Regions from separate parts of the Homo sapiens genome. Here regions 1, 2 and 4 are each linked to region 3. A link is an interaction called in ENCODE POLR2A ChIA-PET data of the cell type or tissue named here. Cell type or tissue: OCI-LY7. All regions are shown on one strand.

Evidence for each region. ChIA-PET counts read pairs that join two places held together with the same protein. Peaks named below come from ENCODE experiments on the same cell type or tissue, not always from the same donor. Only the 100,000 strongest peaks of a DNase experiment are listed, where the experiment ranks them.
Region 1: POLR2A ChIA-PET joins it to region 3 with 5 read pairs; 9 of 35 experiments call an interaction of 5 or more read pairs at or near these places.
Region 2: POLR2A ChIA-PET joins it to region 3 with 5 read pairs; 13 of 35 experiments call an interaction of 5 or more read pairs at or near these places.
Region 4: POLR2A ChIA-PET joins it to region 3 with 7 read pairs; 31 of 35 experiments call an interaction of 5 or more read pairs at or near these places.

Annotation. Positions count from the first base shown.
Region 1 is chr3:186,651,185-186,656,184 of GRCh38, forward strand. It overlaps FETUB (fetuin B), which reads left to right. Exons shown (of 7, transcript NM_014375.3): 6 at 34-117; 7 at 1,079-1,957. The coding sequence ends at 1,447. The region is part of intron 1 of HRG-AS1 (HRG and FETUB antisense RNA 1); the gene reads right to left. Among named protein-coding and RNA genes, the nearest start is that of HRG-AS1, 12 kb to the right of the region's middle. In OCI-LY7, CTCF peaks have their summits at 2,877 and 3,088 (motif pointing right); DNase peaks (open chromatin) are centred at 2,037 and 2,337; H3K4me3 peaks cover 1,706 bases; H3K27ac peaks cover 2,459 bases.
Region 2 is chr3:185,925,989-185,930,988 of GRCh38, forward strand. It overlaps TRA2B (transformer 2 beta homolog), which reads right to left. Exons shown (of 9, transcript NM_004593.3): 2 at 613-746. Among named protein-coding and RNA genes, the nearest start is that of TRA2B, 9.5 kb to the right of the region's middle. In OCI-LY7, no CTCF peak of the experiment used is centred here; no DNase peak of the experiment used is centred here; H3K4me3 peaks cover 2,551 bases; H3K27ac peaks cover 1,390 bases.
Region 3 is chr3:186,770,585-186,775,584 of GRCh38, forward strand. It overlaps the pseudogene RNU6-1105P and the pseudogene GPS2P2. Among named protein-coding and RNA genes, the nearest start is that of EIF4A2, 10 kb to the right of the region's middle. In OCI-LY7, a CTCF peak has its summit at 1,925; a DNase peak (open chromatin) is centred at 2,357; H3K4me3 peaks cover 1,747 bases; H3K27ac peaks cover 1,204 bases.
Region 4 is chr3:186,574,221-186,579,220 of GRCh38, forward strand. It overlaps DNAJB11 (DnaJ heat shock protein family (Hsp40) member B11), which reads left to right. Exons shown (of 10, transcript NM_016306.6): 3 at 1,620-1,717; 4 at 3,448-3,580. Among named protein-coding and RNA genes, the nearest start is that of DNAJB11, 6.0 kb to the left of the region's middle. In OCI-LY7, no CTCF peak of the experiment used is centred here; no DNase peak of the experiment used is centred here.

The DNA.
Region 1 (5,000 bases), 120 kb before region 3:
AATACTCACATGACATTGTATTTTCTCTTTTAGCCTGTTGGTCTTTGCAAAGGTTCTCTGACTCGAACACACTGGGAAAAGTTTGTCTCTGTGACTTGTGACTTCTTTGAATCACAGGTATTTTTCAATCTAATTGCCTGTCTTTCTGTGAAGAAGAGCAGATTATCGATAGTTACCTGCCACTACCTTACCCCCTCCTTTGATTTTCCCAACCACCTTGCTCACCACTTTGCGCAGGCTAGCCTGAGTCCACATCCACAGGATAGCCAGTCAAAGACCTGTTATGCCTTGTTTCAGTCGCAATATGGTCCTGCAGAATAAGCAAGACAAATTCAGAAACAGGGAACTGCTGGCTTGGATGTGATTCAAGCCTCTGAGACATTAAATTCAGCGTCCCAAAGAAACCTTACCTCAAGCCACAGGGAGAAGTTATTTCCATGAAAATATTCAATCCCTTTCCAGAAGTGTTTATTGCGCACTTATTATAAGGTAGCCTGGTATATTTGAGAGGCAGTTTATATTTGAGGTGTATTTGTGCCTGGTATATTTGAAGCAGTTGAAACAGGACACTTGGGATCCAGTTTTGCTCTGGTACCTGTGAGCTGTGTAACAGGCACACACTTACCTGTTCGAGTTTTGGTTGCCTCATTTATAAAATGGGATTGCGACACTGCATCATTCAGATCCCTGTGAGAAGCAAGTGAAAGGACCTGAATGAAGGGTGCTGTACAAGGCCTGGTGCAGAATAAACAAGCAAGGAAAGGCACCTGCTGCTTCCACTACTGGGAACAGAAAGAGAGCTTGCTGGAGACTTCGAGTGAGTCATTGAACCTCTCTGGGCCATTATTCAGCTCTGAAATTGTGAGACTTACAGTCTCACAGTCAAGCTTCTACAGGTCCTGGTTCCCCCTGGCCCTTATCTGTTTTGTTTTTTAACCCTTTCACCAGGAGGCCCATCCCTCTACCTAGTCTCCCTTTGAAATGTTCCAACAGAAAGGCACAGATCAGCTTAGGCTGGTACTAGGCATGGGAGGACTTTCCCTGTGGAACTCTACATTCAAAAATGTTCTCATTCCAGGCTCCAGCCACTGGAAGTGAAAACTCTGCTGTTAACCAGAAACCTACAAACCTTCCCAAGGTGGAAGAATCCCAGCAGAAAAACACCCCCCCAACAGACTCCCCCTCCAAAGCTGGGCCAAGAGGATCTGTCCAATATCTTCCTGACTTGGATGATAAAAATTCCCAGGAAAAGGGCCCTCAGGAGGCCTTTCCTGTGCATCTGGACCTAACCACGAATCCCCAGGGAGAAACCCTGGATATTTCCTTCCTCTTCCTGGAGCCTATGGAGGAGAAGCTGGTGGTCCTGCCTTTCCCCAAAGAAAAAGCACGCACTGCTGAGTGCCCAGGGCCAGCCCAGAATGCCAGCCCTCTTGTCCTTCCGCCATGAGAATCACACAGAGTCTTCTGTAGGGGTATGGTGCGCCGCATGACATGGGAGGCGATGGGGACGATGGACAGAGACAGAGCGTGCACACGTAGAGTGGCTAGTGAAGGACGCCTTTTTGACTCTTCTTGGTCTCAGCATGTTGACTGGGATTGGAAATAATGAGACTGAGCCCTCGGCTTGGGCTGCACTCTACCCTGTACACTGCCTTGTACCCTGAGCTGCATCACCTCCTAAACTGAGCAGTCTCATACCATGGAGAGATGCCTCTCTTATGTCTTCAGCCACTCACTTATAAAGATACTTATCTTTTCAGCAGTATATATGTGCTGAAATCTCAGCATGAAAGCATTGCATGAGTAAAGATACTTTCCCTAACACCGGGAGGCGTGAGCAACTAATGCCCAGCACAGTTTCAGTCCCTAAATTCCCTTTAATTCCAGGACAGGTATTAGCTGCGTAGGGCCCATACCATTTCCAACCCTCTACCTCTTTTCATCTGTCTGGAAGTCTCCAGGTCTCAACAGTGGGGTAATTCACTTAGAGCTGGAGGCACATAGAAGGGAAGTGCACATGTGGCCTGTGCTAGACACTGTGGGAGCAGCAGACCGTGACAGTTCTCATCACTGTTACAATTTCTCTAGGACAGTTAGAGGAGGGCTCATCACAGCATTCAATTACAGTCTACGTTTTCCTTCTTTCAAACACTGCAGGGCCAATTTCCCCTCATTCAGTGATACCTATGTGCACACGCACACATGCACAGCAGATAAGACTTTGGACATTTTGACAGAGAATTTGCAGATGCAGCTATTGTCCTCTATCTTGGTGGCTGTTAGAAGAGGCACACAGGCCTCAGCATAATTTGCATAAGAGACGTAGACAATGTTCACACTCTGTTCCTCTTATCTGCTTCTCATAAGAAGGAAGTGATTATGTGGGGGTGTCATGTGGGGTCTTACACCGTGTTGGTCAGGGTCTGAAAGAAGCAGAATTGTACTCAGGTGGCTCAACTAAAAAGACTTCAGTTGGCTCAGCGTGCTGGCTCATGCTTGTAATCCCAGCACTTTGGGAGGCTGAGGCGGCCAGATCACCGGAGGTCAGGAGTTTGAGACCAGCCTGGCCAACATGGTGAAACCCTGTCTCTACTAAAAATACAAAAATTAGCCGGGCATGGTGGTACATATCTGTAATCCCAGTCACTCGGGAGGCTGAGGCAGGAGAATCGCTTGAACCTGGGAGGTGGAGGCTGCAGTGAGCTGAGATAATGCCACTGTTCGCCACCAGCATGGGTAACAGAGCTAGACGCCATCTCAAAAAAAGAAAAAGACTTCAGTGAAGGGACCTTTAGTGAAGGCTTGTTGCCCAGGCTAAGGGAAGGCCAAGGGATGCTGAGGCACCTGGACAGCCTTTGCCACCCGAGGCTGAGCAGGAGCAGGAGTGGCTAGCTTCCCCGCTCTGTTGGAACTATCCTGTGGAGAAGCCGCCCTGCAGAAGCCGCCCTGGTGGAGGGATGCAGCCCCTGCAGAACCCGGTGCTGGAACGAGAAGGAGCAGGGAATAAGCACCCTCCCCTCTCCCTCCCTTCCTGTTTCCTTCCAATCTCCTCCTCCCAATGGCTCTTTGAACTCAATGGTAAACTAGCCAGCAGGGAGAGCCTGGGTTATTCAATTCCCTGGAGCCAGCCTGGGAGACAAGACCAGGCAGAGAAAATCAAAGGATGGGCCTGAGGCAAACAGAGAGAAACCATTAGGAGCCTTAGCTGGGGTTTCCCAAGGGGTGTTCTATAAGGCCCTTCTCTACTGGTAAAAGGATGGGGAAGGGCCTCAGACTTTGTTTCTCCTTCTATCTACCACCTCCTTTGTCTTTCCATGGCTTAATTCGTGAAAAACTAGATTGTTCCCATGCTTGCCACTTCCCCACCACCTCTTCATTCCTTAGGTCACAGTAATGTGAATCTATCTCTTTTCCCATAACCCACTGACTTGGTGTTCCCTAACAATCTTTTATTTTAAATTAAAAAAAAAATTTCTGTTCACTTTTACTTACACTTTCAAGCATCTGGCAATGCTGACTTTGCTTGCTCTTCAGATTTTTTCAAGGAGATTGTGTCCCACAGCCTCCAGGTTTTTCTTCTAGCTTTCTGACCACTCCCCCTCATATCCCACCTTGGGCTCCTCTTCTCTGGCTCATCTCTTAGATGCTGTTTCTCTGGCTTTCAGTCCTTGATCTTTTTTTCTTACTCTGCAGACTCAGTGCAGACAAGCTAATCTGCATCCTTGTCAATAGTTGCAAAATGCTGCATTTATTACTGATCTGAGGCTGTTGTGTTCAAGTCATCAGTAGTTTGCAAATTGCTAACACTAATCTTCTACGACAAAATTTCAGGAGCTGAGTATTTCTAGTTATACAATATTAAGAGTTACCTCAGCTGAATGTTTAAAAAGAACATATTCAACAATAGGAAAATGAGCAACCCAATTTAAAAATGGGCAAAACATTTAAAAAAAATGAGATCGTGTCTTTCGCAGGAACATGGATGGAGCTGAAGGTTATTATCCTTAGCAAACTAATGCAGGAACAGAAAACCAAATATCGCATGCTCTCACTTATAAGTGGGAGCTAAATAATGAGAACACATGGACACATAGAGGGAAACAACACACACTGGGACCTACTCAAGGGTGGAGGGTGGGAGGAGGGAGAGGGTCAGAAGAAAATGACTGTTTGGTAGTAGGCTTAGTACTTGCCTGACAAATAATCTGTACTACAAACCCCTGCGACATGAGTTTACCTATATAACAAATGTGCACATGTACCCATTAACTTAAGATAGAAGTTAAAAAAAATAAAAATAAAAATGGGCAAAAGATTTAAACCTCACCAAAAAAAAAAAAAAGGTAAGTGAACATCTGAAATTCTGAACTTCAGTGAACTTCATATGTCATCAAAGAAATGCAAATTATAACAACGAGATATCACTACATATCCGTCAGAATGGCCAAAATCCAGAACACTGACAATACTAAATGGTAGCAAGGATATGGAGCAAAAGGAACTTCTCATTCATTGCTGCTGGGAATGCAAATGGTACAGCCACTTTGGAAGACAGTTTGGCAGTTACTTTCAAAACTTAACATACTCTTATCATATGCTCCAGTAGTCACACTCCTTGGTATTTACCCAAATGATCTGAAAACTTATGTCCATAGAAAAACCCACACATGAATATTCACAGCACATCTGCTCATAATTGCTAAAATTTGGAAGCAACAAACTGTCCTTCACCAGGTGAGTGGATAAGTAAATCCTGACAATGGAATATTATTTGGCACGAAAAAGGAATATGAATATCGAGCCACAAAAAGACATGGAGGAAACTTAAATACATATTACTGAGTGAAAGAAACCAATCTGAAAAGATTAACTACTGTATGGTTCCAACTATATGACATTTGGAAAAGGCAAAATTATGAAGACAGTAAAAAGATCACTGGTTGCCAGTGGTTAGCAAGGAGACAGGGATGGACTATGTGGAGCACAGAGGATTTTTAGTC
Region 2 (5,000 bases), 840 kb before region 3:
ACAAAATCACAAGGAGTATTCCCCAGCAGTTAAAAAAACAAAAAATTGAGTGGCTCTTGACTAACTAGAGTGACTCTAAATTGTCATCGAAACGAGGACACACATTTAAGAAAAGGGGTGCTGTTAATTATGCCTGACCACAGGCATAAATGGTATCGCCCCAGGCAAACCAGGATGTATATATAGCCTACTTTTGACCAACATTAAAAAAAAAAAAGCGCACCATATATATACTTATTTATCAAGAATTCTAATTACTGAAAGCCAATGTTCTGCAGTATATTTGCCATACTAGTAAGCAGTTTACTTACATTTAGTAAATCCTCACAACAACCCTGAAGAACTGGTACTGTATTACTAATTTGCCTTTTATAAAGAAGCTAAAGCTGAAAGGTTAATCTGCCCAAACCAGCAAAAATAGAAAACCCTGACTCCAAAAGCCCAGGCTCTTAACCGCTTTTAGTCTTGCCTCCCAGAACTTAAGTTCACTTCTAGTACCAATATTTAATAGGCCAACAAATAATCTAACCCTCTCTACCTTCCTGGTTTACAAAACACGCACCAATTTCAGAGCTAAGAGTAACGAGGAAATCTCAAGACAGTCTTTCTTACCTAGATTCAGATCGGGACCTGGACTTTGATCTGGAACGCCTGGAATCTTCCTTGGAGCGAGACCTTGCAGGGGTATGCCTTGCAGATTTCCCCGATCCGTGAGCACTTCCACTTCTGGAAGCAGAACGGGATTCCTACACGTAGATGTTAAAAGTTTAATTTGCACACTTTCTGGGCAACTTTAAAAACAAATAAGCTGCTGTGAGATAAATGGTGAGGGACAGCAATCCCCTTCCAAGATAAGAAAATATAGGTAAGGGCAGGAACTGAATATACCTGGTGTTAATAGTTTCATTGCTCCAAATGACATAAGTCAATTAACTTGTCCTTTCTTCCACCTTTTTGGAGCAGGGATAAGAGTTATTTGACCCCACTTCCTTCAGAAAGGGGTGCCAAAGTCAAGCAGTTAAGGGAACTGTCCAAGGACTGTGTTTCAGAATGTTACTCCATAAAGACTAGGGTGAGGCGGAACCTTATTAACTATGACACCTATACTTTATACCTATTTCAATCAAGTTGCAATCAATAAAACAAAATCCTATATAATTTATATAATTTACTTAAAAAAATGCTTGATTTTTAAAAAGACCTTGACCTTTCAAGTTACTACTTATAATTCAGTGATAAGAGATAAAGATGATGATCTCAGTTTCAAATCCTAGAGAAAAGCAGAAACCTAGTGGAAAGCAAAGGCTAGCTTGAAGGACACTAAACCCTGTAAAACCCTATTGCATCTAACCATGGTGGGAGGCCCCCTAAAAAACTGAAAGCAACCAGATGGAGCTACAACAGAACAGCGAACTACACACAAATAAGAGTAGAGAGGGTGTCAGAGATCCTCCACAGCTTCTCCAGCTAAATGGAGATGAGCCAGGGCAAACTTATGGAAAACCAGGAATTAACCTAACTTACCTAGTTACTTAAGTACACATCAAAACCAGGCAGCTAAATCAGGAGCTCCTAACCTAGGGCCCAGGAAGCAAAAGAGTACAGAAACTACATACAAAAGCCAAAGTTTAGGTAAACATTGTGTACTCATAGCTTTCCCAACCAAAACTGGGATTGGCTGGCAGGTTAAGGGGGGATTTGTAATGAAAAATAGCAAAGGAATGGTAACCAGGATAACTAGGTCACCAACGAGCTAAAGACACATAATCAACAAAAGGGTATACTAAGTAATGAAACCAAGGAAAAGTTCTGCCAAGGCACCAAAACAGTAGATGAGGAAAGGACAGAACCTACTCCTAGTCAGTCTGATAGCTAGGTAAAATTATCAAGGCAACCTTTATTTTAGGTTATCAAACTTAGACAAAGTAAAGCCTGGTAAGCCTTTCTACTCCAGAGAGCAGAAATGGCAAGACTCAAAAGGAAGCAGTATTACAGTAAGTCACTATATGGCATGAATCAAAGGTGAAGCTTTCAGATAAAATCACAAGAGATTTCCTTGTGTGATACATCTTCAGAGTATTCTGGACATTCTTGAAAGGACAGTAGAGGATTATTCTAAATTACAGCTCAAAACACTTTAGAAGATAGTTTTGTGGTTTACAACATAATGGAGAAAATTTGGATGATCCTTTGATGCTCAGGGAAAACATTTATAATGTAACACAGAATAGACAAATTAAGGTTTGAGGTTTAACACAGAAGGAAAGGCTAACTCATCCAGTAAAATGAGTTCAGGTCTCTAGGCCCCAGACGACTCTAGAAACGTTCAAATGACTTCAAAGCCATTATAAAACATGGTGGGGTGACATGAAATGTGACAGCCTTTCCCCTCTACCTCCCTCCATGACTGACTGTAAAAAGATTAAAAGAAAAATATATGAACAGCTGCCTTTAACATCAAGAAATGGTTAAAGGATGTAGTGATGCTCTGGGGCTTCCAATTAACAACAATCCCTTGGAATTCCCTATCAAGTATTCTGAACGGACACTTCCCTTCTCTCCATGGACAAAGGAGGAAGTCTCAAAAATGAGGGTGTAGTTTTTGCTATTTTTACCACAGGCAAAAATTAACATAGGTGAGAATATAGAAATGGGGAACCCAAAAGTTGCTAAAAGCCTGTTTACTCCAACACTAGAAAGATTACCTCTATGGAAATGAAACAATTTTCTCCAGAAGTGAAAGCAGAATATGGGTGTTTCACAGTAACAGTTAAGACTACCAATAAAGTAACTGTAGTTAACAGAAATCAGTCAGCCCAGGAATCTGAGTATAAAGGAAGAATGGGTCAAGTCAAGATCCTCTTTAAGCTCCTGGCTTTAACAGAAAAACCTTTATTCTAAGCTAAGATGCTTCGGCAGCCTGTCCACTGAGGGAAGAGACAGTACTCCTAACCTAGAAAATAAGACTTAATGAAGTTTTCTCCTTAAAATCTAGCAGATCACAGATACAATATTTCTGAAATCACAGGAGTTTTCACTCAGCCTCCAAAACTAACGGACTATGCAGATATATTTTGTAAGCAATCATTTCTTGGGCCAGGAATAAGGGAAATACCAGAATGCAAAGGCTTCCTTTTCTATACTGACACTTGTTTGGGTAACACCTAAACGTCTCGATCCTTTATCAGGGATATTTTCTTAAAGAAGTTAAAGCTTTCTGAAGTTATTTTGGCCATTTAACTGGCTGGGAAATACATATGGCAAGGGAATAAAACTTGCCTACAAGAAATAAGACCTAAAATTAGCACCCAAATCAAAAGCATAATTAACTTTAAATCTCAATGCAGACAGGTAAAGCTATAAAAACCAGTTGGGGAAGTCCCTAAATCTAAGCATACTTCAAATTCCACTCTCAGGGCTGACATGGTCAACACATTAAAACCACACCAACAGACAGAACTGGACACCACTGCCTCAAAAAAAGGGACCATGAAACTAAAATTAGCATGAATAAAACCAAAATTTCCCTGAAAAAATGCTCAGGAAATCAATCAAGCTCTCACAGACTGGATCTCAGCCACATCCTAATACAAAACCTAAAGGGAATACATCAAGTAAAAATACAACACACTTAGCCTTCCAACAAAATAATCCACATCTCCCTATTCTGAGAACAGCAACCACCTTACAAAAACATATTTGAAAGGACTAACCATCCAATCCCTGTATTATTTTAAAAACTGAATGTGGTTTGTTAGATTTAAAATAGTGGCTCATAAACACTGCATCTCTTAAAACACTGTTTATCATACTAGTTAAGTCTGACTTACTTGACTTAGTCAACCTCAGAAGTTACATGCTTCCTACTCATTTTTTTCCCTTGGCAAAGGTTATCTTCCTGAAACACTGTCATCCCCTTCCTTGTTTTGACTCCCCTTAGCATTAATCAGACCTCTGATTAAGGCAGTCTTTCACACACTGCCTGTTCTCAGGAACAGAAGCCGGCCTCCTCCTCATCTTCCCTATGGCCCGAGGAGGAGACACATTAGGACCCACAGATGCTTTGGTCAAGGGGGAAAACAAAAACAAATGGACACAATGGTCCACTAGCAACGTTTTCTCACCTTAAGTCTATCCAGCTTGGGTCATAACCAGATTCCAAATTGCTTTCTTTCCTTTAGTGGGCTGGGGGTTAAGAGGTCTTTTCCTCTTTTGCACCCCAAGGACCTGTCAGGTTTCTTGATAAAAGAATCCATGGGCTTGGAATTAAAATGTAATATTCATTCACACATTTACCTCAGTTTCCTGCCTGCTCTTTGAGTAATTTGGAACATAAAATAACATTTATCATCATTAGTTTATCTATGGCAAGAAATTTGACAAAGGAATGCAAAACTTCTTAAGAGAAAATTTTCTTCTGCTTGCAAGATATAGAAATAAACAGGCCTGAAAGCATCAGAAAATGGATTCTCCAAGAAATGCCATTTAAGTCACTTTCTCCAAGAGCATGAAGACCTGACAACTCTCAGAGAAAGTTTATTTCAGGAAGACATGTGTGACATGATACCCTTGGCATTCTCAACTGGGTAGAAAACCGCTGGCTGACTACTACTGGGTATTATTTTTGATATGTGTACTTGTCTCATTCAACTGAAAGTAACATTACACCAATCACTTGACCCTTCTACTCAGCTAAAACAAAACACACAGAAAAGAAGGGACAGCTTTTGGGTTGAATTTCTCAATAAGTGCAAGGGATACCAGGTAACCAGAATAAAGCTACTTTGTAACCGTTACCTCTAACATTACAATAGCTAAATGTTGATAGCAAAAAAGGAGAAATAGGAATGAAAGCATCTGCCATTACTGCAATTTGTATTAGCTATCCTGTTCACTTGTGTGACCCACCTCTTCTAAGGGGAAGCTACGGTATTTTATCAGTAATCCTAGTCAATCAGCTGAAATAGGCATTAAACAGAAACAGAATTTGAAAAACCATC
Region 3 (5,000 bases):
ATATCATGCAGGAGGTAACTATTTATTTATTTATTTATTTATTCATTTATTTGAGACAGAGTCTCACTCTATCACCCGGCTGGAGTGCAGTGGTATGATCTCAGCTCACTGCAACCTCCACCTCCTGGGTTCAAGCAATTCTCCTGCCTCAGCCTCCCGAGTAGCTGGGATTACAGTCATGCGCCACCATGCCCAGCTAATTTTTGTATTTTTAGTAGAAATGGGCTTTCCCCATGTTGGCCAGGCTGGTCTCGAACTCTTGACCTCAAGTGATCCACCTGCCTAGGCCTCCCAAAGTGCTGGGATTACAGGCGTGAGCCACCGCGCCTGGCCAAGGGGTAGCTTTTTAGCATTGATTTAAAATTCAGCATAATAATCTGGAGATTCATACAGGTTGTGATATGTAATAATAAATAGACCCTTTCTTTTTATTACCAAGTAGTATTCCACAGTATGAATATATCACAGTTTACCCATTCATCCATTGAAAGACATCTGGATTGTTTTCAGTTTCTGCCTATTATAAATAAAGCTGCTCTGAACATTCATATCAGAGTCTTTGTGTGAACATAAGTCTTCATTTCTCTCAGCTAAATGCCCAAGAGTGAAATTGCTGGATCACATGGTATGGTGGTGGTTACCTGTTTAGCTTTTTAAGAAACTATTGCTGCAACCAGGCGTAGTGGCTCACGCCTGTAATCCCAGCACTTTGGGAGGCCAAGGCGGGCGGATCACCTGAGGTCAGGAGTTTGAGACCAGCCTGGCCAACATGGTGAAACTCGTCTCTAATAAAAATACAAAAATTAGTCAGGCATGGTGGCGGGTTCCTGTAATCCCAGCTTCTCGGGAGGCTGAGGCAGGAGAATCTCTTGAGCCTGGGAGTCAGAGGTTGCAGTGAGCCGAGACCATGAAACTGCACTCCAGCCTGGGTGAAAGAGCGAGACTCCGTATCAAAAAAAAAAAGAAAGAAAAGAAAAGAAACTACTACTGCTTTCCAGGTGGCTACACCTCACTTTACATTTCCATCAGCAGAGGATGAGAGATCCAGTTTCTCTGCATACTTGTCAGAATTTGTTGTTGTCACTTTGTTATTTTAGCCATTCTAATTAGGTGTACAACGATATTTCATTGTGGTTTTTATTTGCATTTCTCAAATGGCTAATAGTGTTAAACATCTTTTTGTATGCTTGTTTGCCATCTGTATATCCTCCTCAGTGAAATGTTTGTTTTCTTTTTTAAATTTTGTTTAATGTTTTAAAAATATGCAACACTTCATGAATTTGCATGTCATCTTTGCGCAGGGCCCGTGCTAATCTCTGTATTGTTCCGATTTTTTTAATACATGTGCTGTGGAAGTGAGCACAGAATGTTTTTCAAATCTTTTGTTCATGCTGTATTAGGACTGTTTTGTTTTTGCTTTTGTTTTTGAGACGGAGTCTTGCTCTGTTGTCCAGGCAGGAGTGCAGTGGCTTGATCTGGGCTCATTGCAACCTCCGTCTCCCGGGTTCAAGAGATTCTCCTGCCTCGGCTTCCCGAGTAGCTGGGATTACAGGAGTCTGCCGCGACGCCCGGCTAATGTTTATATTTTTATTACAGACGGGATGTCACCATGCTGGCCAGGCTGGTCTCGAACTCCCAGCCTCAGGCAATCTGCCCGCCTCGGCCTCCCAAACTGCTGGGATTACAGGCATGAGCCACCGCGCCTGGCCAAAACTGTTGTTTTTTACTGTTGAGTTTTTTGCGAGTTTTTATCTATTCTAGATACCAGTACTTTGCCAGATACGTGGTTTGCACATATTTTCTCCTCTATAGCTTATCTTTTCATCCTTATCTTAACAGGGTCTTTCAAAAGCCGAGGTTTTCCTGTGCGCTCGGAGGAGCCATAGCTGCCAGCTGGGCTGGCGGCGGGTGCCCCCAGCCCTTGTGGGCGGCGGGCAGAGCTGGCCTGGGGGCCGGGTCCCGTGGGGGGTCGCGCAGACAGTGTGTCCGGAGCGCCCCCGGCGGGAGCGCAGGCTGCGGGGCGAGAGGGAAGAGGAGGCGGCGGATAAGGTGATGGCGAGAAGATGGAGGAAGAGCAGACGAAGGAAGAGAAAGGAGATGGAAGAGAGAATGTCACCAGAGGAGACCGAAGGAACAAATTTTGACTTTGCAGGAGAAGCTGTGGGCCAGGCAGAAAGAAAAGGACCAGCTTTTTCTGCAGCTGAAGAAAGTTTCCATGAGGAAGAAAAACGGAGGCGAAAGGAGCAGAGCGACCTGACCTTCTGACATCCGCTGTGAGCCGGCGGAGCCCGATTATTCACGTGGGGACTCGCTTCCTCCTCGGCATGCAGGCAGCGCTGGAGGGCACGATCGCCCGGGCATTGTCATAGCAGCTGACCCAGCCAAGCAGATGTTCAGGCCCCACGTGCTTACGACCCGGAAGTCCGTGGGCTCAGCGGCGGCTTTTGCAGGGACCCCAGAGCAGGCAGCCTGGGCGGTGCCGCTGGGACTGCTCAGCCCCTACCTCAATATGGGCCCACATAGCTAGCCTATGGCCCTAGTCGGCAGCTCAGAGCAGTTCAGTGCTCCCTGGGGTGCATTCATGTCCCAGCCACAACCTTATGTTCTGCTGGGCCACTTTCAGCACACCCAGACAGGGTTCCTCTTCTGGTGCTGCTCTGTCTTTGAAACCGCAGATAGACCATGCTAACCAGCACACAGGTTTCCCTGGTCCATCCTCCCTGACCCCCATGCATGCCCAGGTTCTGCATCCAGGCCCTAGACTCCTTGCCTAATCCCAGCTCCCCGCGAAGATGCAGCCAGCAGGAACGTCTAGGTTTTGCAGCTACCAACCAACCAGGCCCTCAGCAACTCGTCATCCAACACAGCCAGAACCTGTCATGCTGCAAGTGACCATCAGATAGCTTCAATTTCGTCCTGCCCCCACACACACACCATGGGTGTGGGTTCCCCCCGAGTGTCCCAGCCCAAGGCCAATATAATCTACTTGCCATTGGGAGAAGGAGAAGGAAAAGGACAAGATGGAGAAGGAGGAGGAAGGAAGAAGAGAGCAACGGGTTTTAAGGATAAGTCCAATTTATCAATTTTTCCTTTTTATTTTTTCATTTGTCTCAAGCATGCTCATAATTGGTCACCAAAGCATTTTCGTCATGGCTGCTTTACAACCTTGACCAGTATAATAATTCCAACATTCCTATCATCTCAGAGTTGGCATCCATTGTCTTTTTCATTCAGTTTGAGATCTTCATGATTTTTTTTTTTTTTTTTTGAGACGGAGTCTCCCTTTGTCACCCAGGCTGGAGTGCAATGGCACAATCTCTGCTCACTGGAACCTCCACCTCCCGTGTTCAAGCGATTCTCCCACCTCAGCCTCCCGAGTAGCTGGGATTACAGGCACCTGCCATCATGCCCGGCTAATTTTTTTGCTATTTTTGTGGAGATGGGGTTTCACCATGTTGGCTAGGCTGGTCTTGAACTCCTGACCTCAGGTGATCCTCCCACTTTGGTTTCCCAAAGGGCTGGGATTACAGGTGTGAGCCACCGCGCCCGGTCACGATTTTTGGCTTAAGTGATTTTTTTTTTTTTTTTTTTTGAGACGGAGTCTCGCCCTGTCCCTCAGGCTGGAGTGCAGTGGCGCAATCCGGGCTCACTGCAAGCTCCGCCTCCCAGGCTCACGTCATTCTCCTGCCTCAGCCTCCCCAGCAGCTGGGACTACAGGTGCCCGCCGCCATGCACTGGCTAATTTTTTGTATTTTTAGTAGAGACGGGGTTTCACCGTGTTAGCCAGGATGGTCTCGATCTCCTGACCTTGTGATCCGCCCGCCTCGGCCTCCCAAAGTGCTGGGATTACAGGCGTGAGCCACCGCGCCTGGCCGGCTTAAGTGATTTTCTATTGAAATCTGGAAACTTCTGTATTGTTATGTGACTCAAGATCTTTTTTTCCTCTCTGTATTTTTCTTTCTTTCTTTCTTTCTTTTTTTTGTTTTTTTTTGAGACGGAGTCTCGCTCTGTTGCCTAGTCTGGAGTGCAATGGCGCGACCTCAACTCACTGCAACCTCCGCCTCCTGGGTTCAAGTGATTCTCCTGCCTCAGCCTCCTGAGTAGCTGGGATTATAGGCGCGTGACACCACACCCGGATAATTTTTGTATTTTTAGTGGAGATGGGGTTTCACCATGTTGGCCAGGCTGGTCTCAAGCTCCTGACCTCAAGTGATCCACCCGCCTCGGCCTCCCAAAGTGTTGGGATTACAGGCATGAGCCACCGTATCTGGCCTGTTTTTTAAATCAGTAGACTAACAACTACAATTAGGTGGGAAAACAAAACATTCTAATGGATTAACTTCATTCTAACTAGATTATCTGGCTAGGAATATATTTTTATTTTGGTAAAATAGGAATAACATAAAAAGTACCATTTTAACCATTTTTAAGCGTATACTTCAGTAGCATTGTGCATATTCATGATGTGATACAACCATGACGGCTATTCATCTGCAAACCTTTTTCCCCAAATTGGAACTCTGTTCACATTAAACAGTAACTCCTCATTCTCCCCTCCCCCAGGCCCTGATAACCCTCCTACTTTCTGTTTCTATGCTCATATAAGTGGACTCATATACTACGTGTCCTTCTGTGTCTGGTTTATTTCACTTAGCATAATGTCTTCAAAGGTGCATTCGTACTGTAGCATGGATCGGAATTTCATTCCTTTTTAAGGCTGAATAATATTCCATTGATGTATAAAGCACAATTTGATTTTTTGTGTTGTTTGTTTTTTGGAGACAGGGTCTTGTTCTGTTGCCCCCGGGCTGGAGTGCAGTGGCGTGATCATGGCTTACTGCTGCCTTCATCTCCCAGGCTCAAGCAAGCCTCCTGCCTCAGCCTTCCCCGAGTAGCTGGGACCACAAGCACATGCCACCACACCTGGCTAATTACTTGATTTTTTTGTAGAGATGGGGTCTCCCTATATTGCCCAGGCTGGTCTCAAACTTCTGAACTCA
Region 4 (5,000 bases), 200 kb before region 3:
CATAGAATAAAATTGCATTCCTTGATGGAAGAAAAGTGAGGAGGAAGTAAATGATAATGACTTCAAGAGTAGTTTTTAGGGGGTTATTACAGAAGCCTCTGATGTCTAAAAAGAAACTGACTTAAAACTAGTCTTTGGGGGTTTTGAAATGGTGTTTTTTATAGTCTCAAATGCAGGGTTCATTTATTTGTGAAGATCAGATCAGAGAAGTAGACTAAAAGTGAAAATATTGGAGATCCAGTTAATAATAAGGGTTTTTTTTTTTTTCAAGTTAATTGTGCCCATTTCTGCTTCCCCAAAGTACCTATTTTCTAAAGATACTTGTGAAAACATGCTTTCCTCTCCCTTTTTCTTTCATAGTGGCTGTAATCAAGTACTGTGGTCACTTCTGGAATAACCCATTTGCCTTTGCTTTTAAGAATGTTCACTCTCTTGTATACTCAATTTCTATTTATCCTTTCAAGGATATCTTAAATGTTAATACATTTTTGCCATGACTCCTTACACCTCATTTGGGCCCTAAGCCAAAAATGTGTCCTGTGTGAATATGCCTTTCTTTTAAGTCAACAAGCCCCGTCTACTTTGAACCTCTCTTTTTCTGGGCCACCATGAGTGTGGTTTTGAAATAACTCTCTCCTTCAGACTCTTGTCTAAGTAGGAGTTTATAAATATCAAAGGAAGATTTTAAAGCCATTTAATTTTCACAAGTATATATGTGCATATATATCAGATTGCTCTAAATAAAAGAGAAAGTTTTTTTTTGCATGTTGAAGGCAAATTTTGAAAAGGATGGAAGCTTATTTTGTTGTTACATTCTTTAATATACAGAGAGAAAGCATATAGTCATGATTGTGTATGTAGTTCTCTGAAACTTAAAACTTCAAGAATTATTTCAAGCAATGAAATTGACCTTGAATAACCTTCATAGAGTATTTTTACTTACTACTCTTTCTGCATTTCAAACTCAGGACATTACAAACTTAAACATATATATATATGGCAGGCAAAATTCTTCCACAAATGGATTTCTGCATATACCAAAAAATGAAAAAAGGAGGATGAAAAGATATCAGTGTAGGCCTCTCTGGAGGGCCTGTCATTTGATTTCCTTGACTTGACAATCTCCTAATACATGCGCGCGCGCGCGCGTGTGTGTGTGTGTGTGTGTGTGTCTGTGTGTGTGTGTTTTGGGTAGGGGGTGTTATAGACCTGTGGGGCCAAGTTGTTCTGAAGGCAGTATAGTGGTTAACAGCATAAGCACCAAAGTCAAACTGCATGGGAAGTAAACCTGAGGAATCCGTCTTAACTCTTTCCTGTCACCACCCTGACCTTCACAGCTGCATTGCTAATCTCAGGTATTATTTTTTAGTGACTACACGAGTTTTGAGAACTTTAAATTAAAAACATGAATGGAGCAATGTGGAATGAACAGTGCATCAAAGAATTTAGTCTTAGAGAAAATAACTTTGTAAATATGCCTTAATACAGTACATAATGGAAACTGCATTCTATTAAAATTTTAGACCCACTGTCAAAGTAAAAACAAACATAAATATGACTGTGCCTTAACTGGATATTACCAACTCATGATCTTTTCCTCCACTGGCTTTTATCCCCAGGTTCTGTCAGATAGTGAGAAACGGAAACAGTACGATACTTATGGTGAAGAAGGATTAAAAGATGGTCATCAGAGCTCCCATGGAGACATTTTTTCACAGTGAGTAATTTACCCATCTGCAAAGTGTTAGTGTCTGAGAGAGGGTCACTTAGCGATTAAAGAATTATTCTCATTCCCTAGTTCAGAAACTTTTGATGAACAGTACAATTTAGCTGATCCAAAGATCAATTATTGTCCTCCCTGTGGGAAGATAGTCTTCTATTTTCACAAAGCTTCAGGAAAGACTGATGGCACTGAAAGGACATTCCATCTAGCCAACCATATCAGTTAAATCAGTGCAGACAATTCACGGGGACATGTGTTGGAAATCAGTTCATCCTTGCCTACTTGCTACCTTGCAATCTGCAAACCACTTAATGAGCAAAATTATTGTTAGCAGAGATAGAAAAATTCCTGCTCCCATACCCAGAGCTGCCTCTCTTTCGTGCTATCAACAAGTGAGGGTGATTATAATAACCAGCATTAGGGGAAGGAATTAGGGTAGAGGACCTTTATCTCTTGCTTTCTGGGAGTGCTGGGTGGTTGGAATAATAAACACTTTCTTCCTCACTCTTTGAACCTCTCTTTATTGAGCATTTGAATTTCCACATTCCCTGATGATTACATATACTAAGAGACTTTAATCTGGGGTTTCAGGTCTGAAATTATAAACAAAAAGATGTTCGAATCTGCATTTTTATGGGGAGAGTTCATTGTTTTCTTCAGATTCTCAAAGGGTTCTGTGAACCCTTCCCCAAAAGAAGTAAGAATCACTGTTGCATATAGTAGTTACCACCATTTAGTGCTTGGTTGAGGGGCCTGGGGTGGGGGAGTAGATTTTTAGGGTCTGTAAAGATGTGTGAGTAACATGATTAGGACATCTTTTCCCCCCGCCAGGATCAATTTGGCTGGCTGAAGTGATCCCTAGGGAATACCAGAAAGAGAAACAGCTTCCCCAGCCCCCACCCTGTTCTTTCCCCTTGCCTTTATTTAAGATTCAGGGAATTCATTCACCTGAGTTGGTTGGTGGGAGAGGGAGTTATATAGTTATCATCTTCGCTATGCTAATATACAAGGCTTCTTAATAACACCAAAAATTAACATTAGATTAAACCACCTGTAGGATTGAAGGTCACCTTTTTTGTTAATCTCAAGTTACTCTTGTTACTTACAAAAATTAGTTTGGGTCTTATAGAGGCTAGAACTTCCTTCTCCTTAAGCACTAGGATTTTACTAAGGCTGATGCTTTTTTAGCTTATTTAATTACATACTCAAGATTTTTGTGTAGAGCAGTAGCTTCTTTCAACAAGTTAGCTTCTAAAAAGCATGTAAAGAGAACACTACATATGTTAAAATTACCGATAAAAATTTCTTAAATTAACCATTACATTTAGCATTACACAAGTTTATGTATACTATACTCTTTCTCAATAAGTCCACCATATTCAGATTTTTCCCAATATTGAAAGATTATTATTTCATTGGTTGGGTCCAACATTGAATTCATTGGCATACTGTGTGTGTATGTACTGTACTATATGTATGGGCTATATTTTGTTAAAAAGTGGATTTTTTTGTAGTAAGGGACCGTATAGTTACAACATGGTTGATAGTATATAAATTTAAAATTATGTATGATAGTTGACTCCATTGTATTAAAAAATACCTTGTAGTTTTGCACAATGCATTGATAGAAACAATAGTTTATCAACGTAAAGAAAATGAGTTAATTGTGAAACATAGAGTCTTGATTTTTTTTTTTTTCCTGATGATTTTGCACTTATCTTTAGCTTCTTTGGGGATTTTGGTTTCATGTTTGGAGGAACCCCTCGTCAGCAAGACAGAAATATTCCAAGAGGAAGTGATATTATTGTAGATCTAGAAGTCACTTTGGAAGAAGTATATGCAGGAAATTTTGTGGAAGTAAGTTCAAACAATATAGCTGTTCATATTGACTCCCAGAACTTGCACTTTTGACTAAAAATAAGAGGTTTATATGTACCTTCTCTGTCTTTTTGAGGGTAAGAGAGAGTGATCAAATGCACAAAATTGAATTAATTATAATGCTTGGTTCATGATACACTGATGTCATTGTTTTATCACCCAGCTTAAGAACTAAGTAAAACATTACCATGACTTAATCTACCTACATGCTACTTCCCTGTTCCATTACCCTGCCTCCCTTCAAAGGTAACTACTGTATTGAGTTATGTCTTTATTGTTCTTTTGCCATTCTTACTTTATCATGTATATATGAATACCTGAATAATATATTGTTTATTATATTGTTTTTGATTTTTTAGAAATGGTATTTTATTCATTATTTTCTGGGACTGGTTATTTTCACTCACTATTATGTTACTAGGATTCACCCTTGTTGCTTATTGCTATATTGTGACCATAATTTATTAATAGGCATTTTTGTTTCTTCCAGTTTTATTCAATTCCAAACAGCGCTTTTATGAACATTTTAATCCATATTTCCAGGTTCAGATGAACAAGAATATCTCTTGGGTGGATATGCTTGAGAGTAGAATTGCTGGGTAATATGAACCAATGTTCATTTTTACAAGTTAATACTGTATTGCTTTTGAAATTGATTGTACTGATGCTTCTACATGCAATTTATGAGATCCTATAGATTCACTGCCTCACTAATACTTGGAATTATTAGACTTCTTAATTTTTGCTCATCAAATGGGTATAAAATATCTCATTATGGTCTTGTTTTACATTTTTTAAATTACCAATTAGGATCAGCATCTCTTCCTGTGTTTATTGGCCATATTTGTTTCCTCTCTTGTGAAATGCCTGTTCTTTCTTTTGCCTCTTGCTTATTGATTTCTAAGAGTACTTCACTCTTGCTGCTAATTCTTTGTTGGCTGTATGTAATGCAGATATAGGCTATCTGTTTGTAACTTGTCTTTTCATTATGTTTAAGATTTATTTCAATTTTCAGCAAACAGAACTAATTAATGTAATTAAATCTATCAGTCTTTAATGGTTAGTTTTTGTGTCTTTTTAAAGAAATTCGTTTTTGTTCTAAAATAAGAAAGCAGCCATGTGCAGTGGAGCACACTTGTAATCTCAGCTACTCAGGAGGCTGAGGTAGGAGGATTGCTTGAGGCCAGGAGTTTGAGGCTATCATGTCCTGTGATTGCATCTGTGAATAGCCACTGCACTCTAGCCTGGACAACATAACTGAAACTCATCTCTGGAAAAAAATTTTAAAATAAAATAAGAAAGCTGTTCACCTATATTTTCTGCTAAAACTCTGGGATCTTTTAATATGAGGTTATTCATCTTTTTTAAATTCTGGAAAATATGTCTCATTATTTTTTAC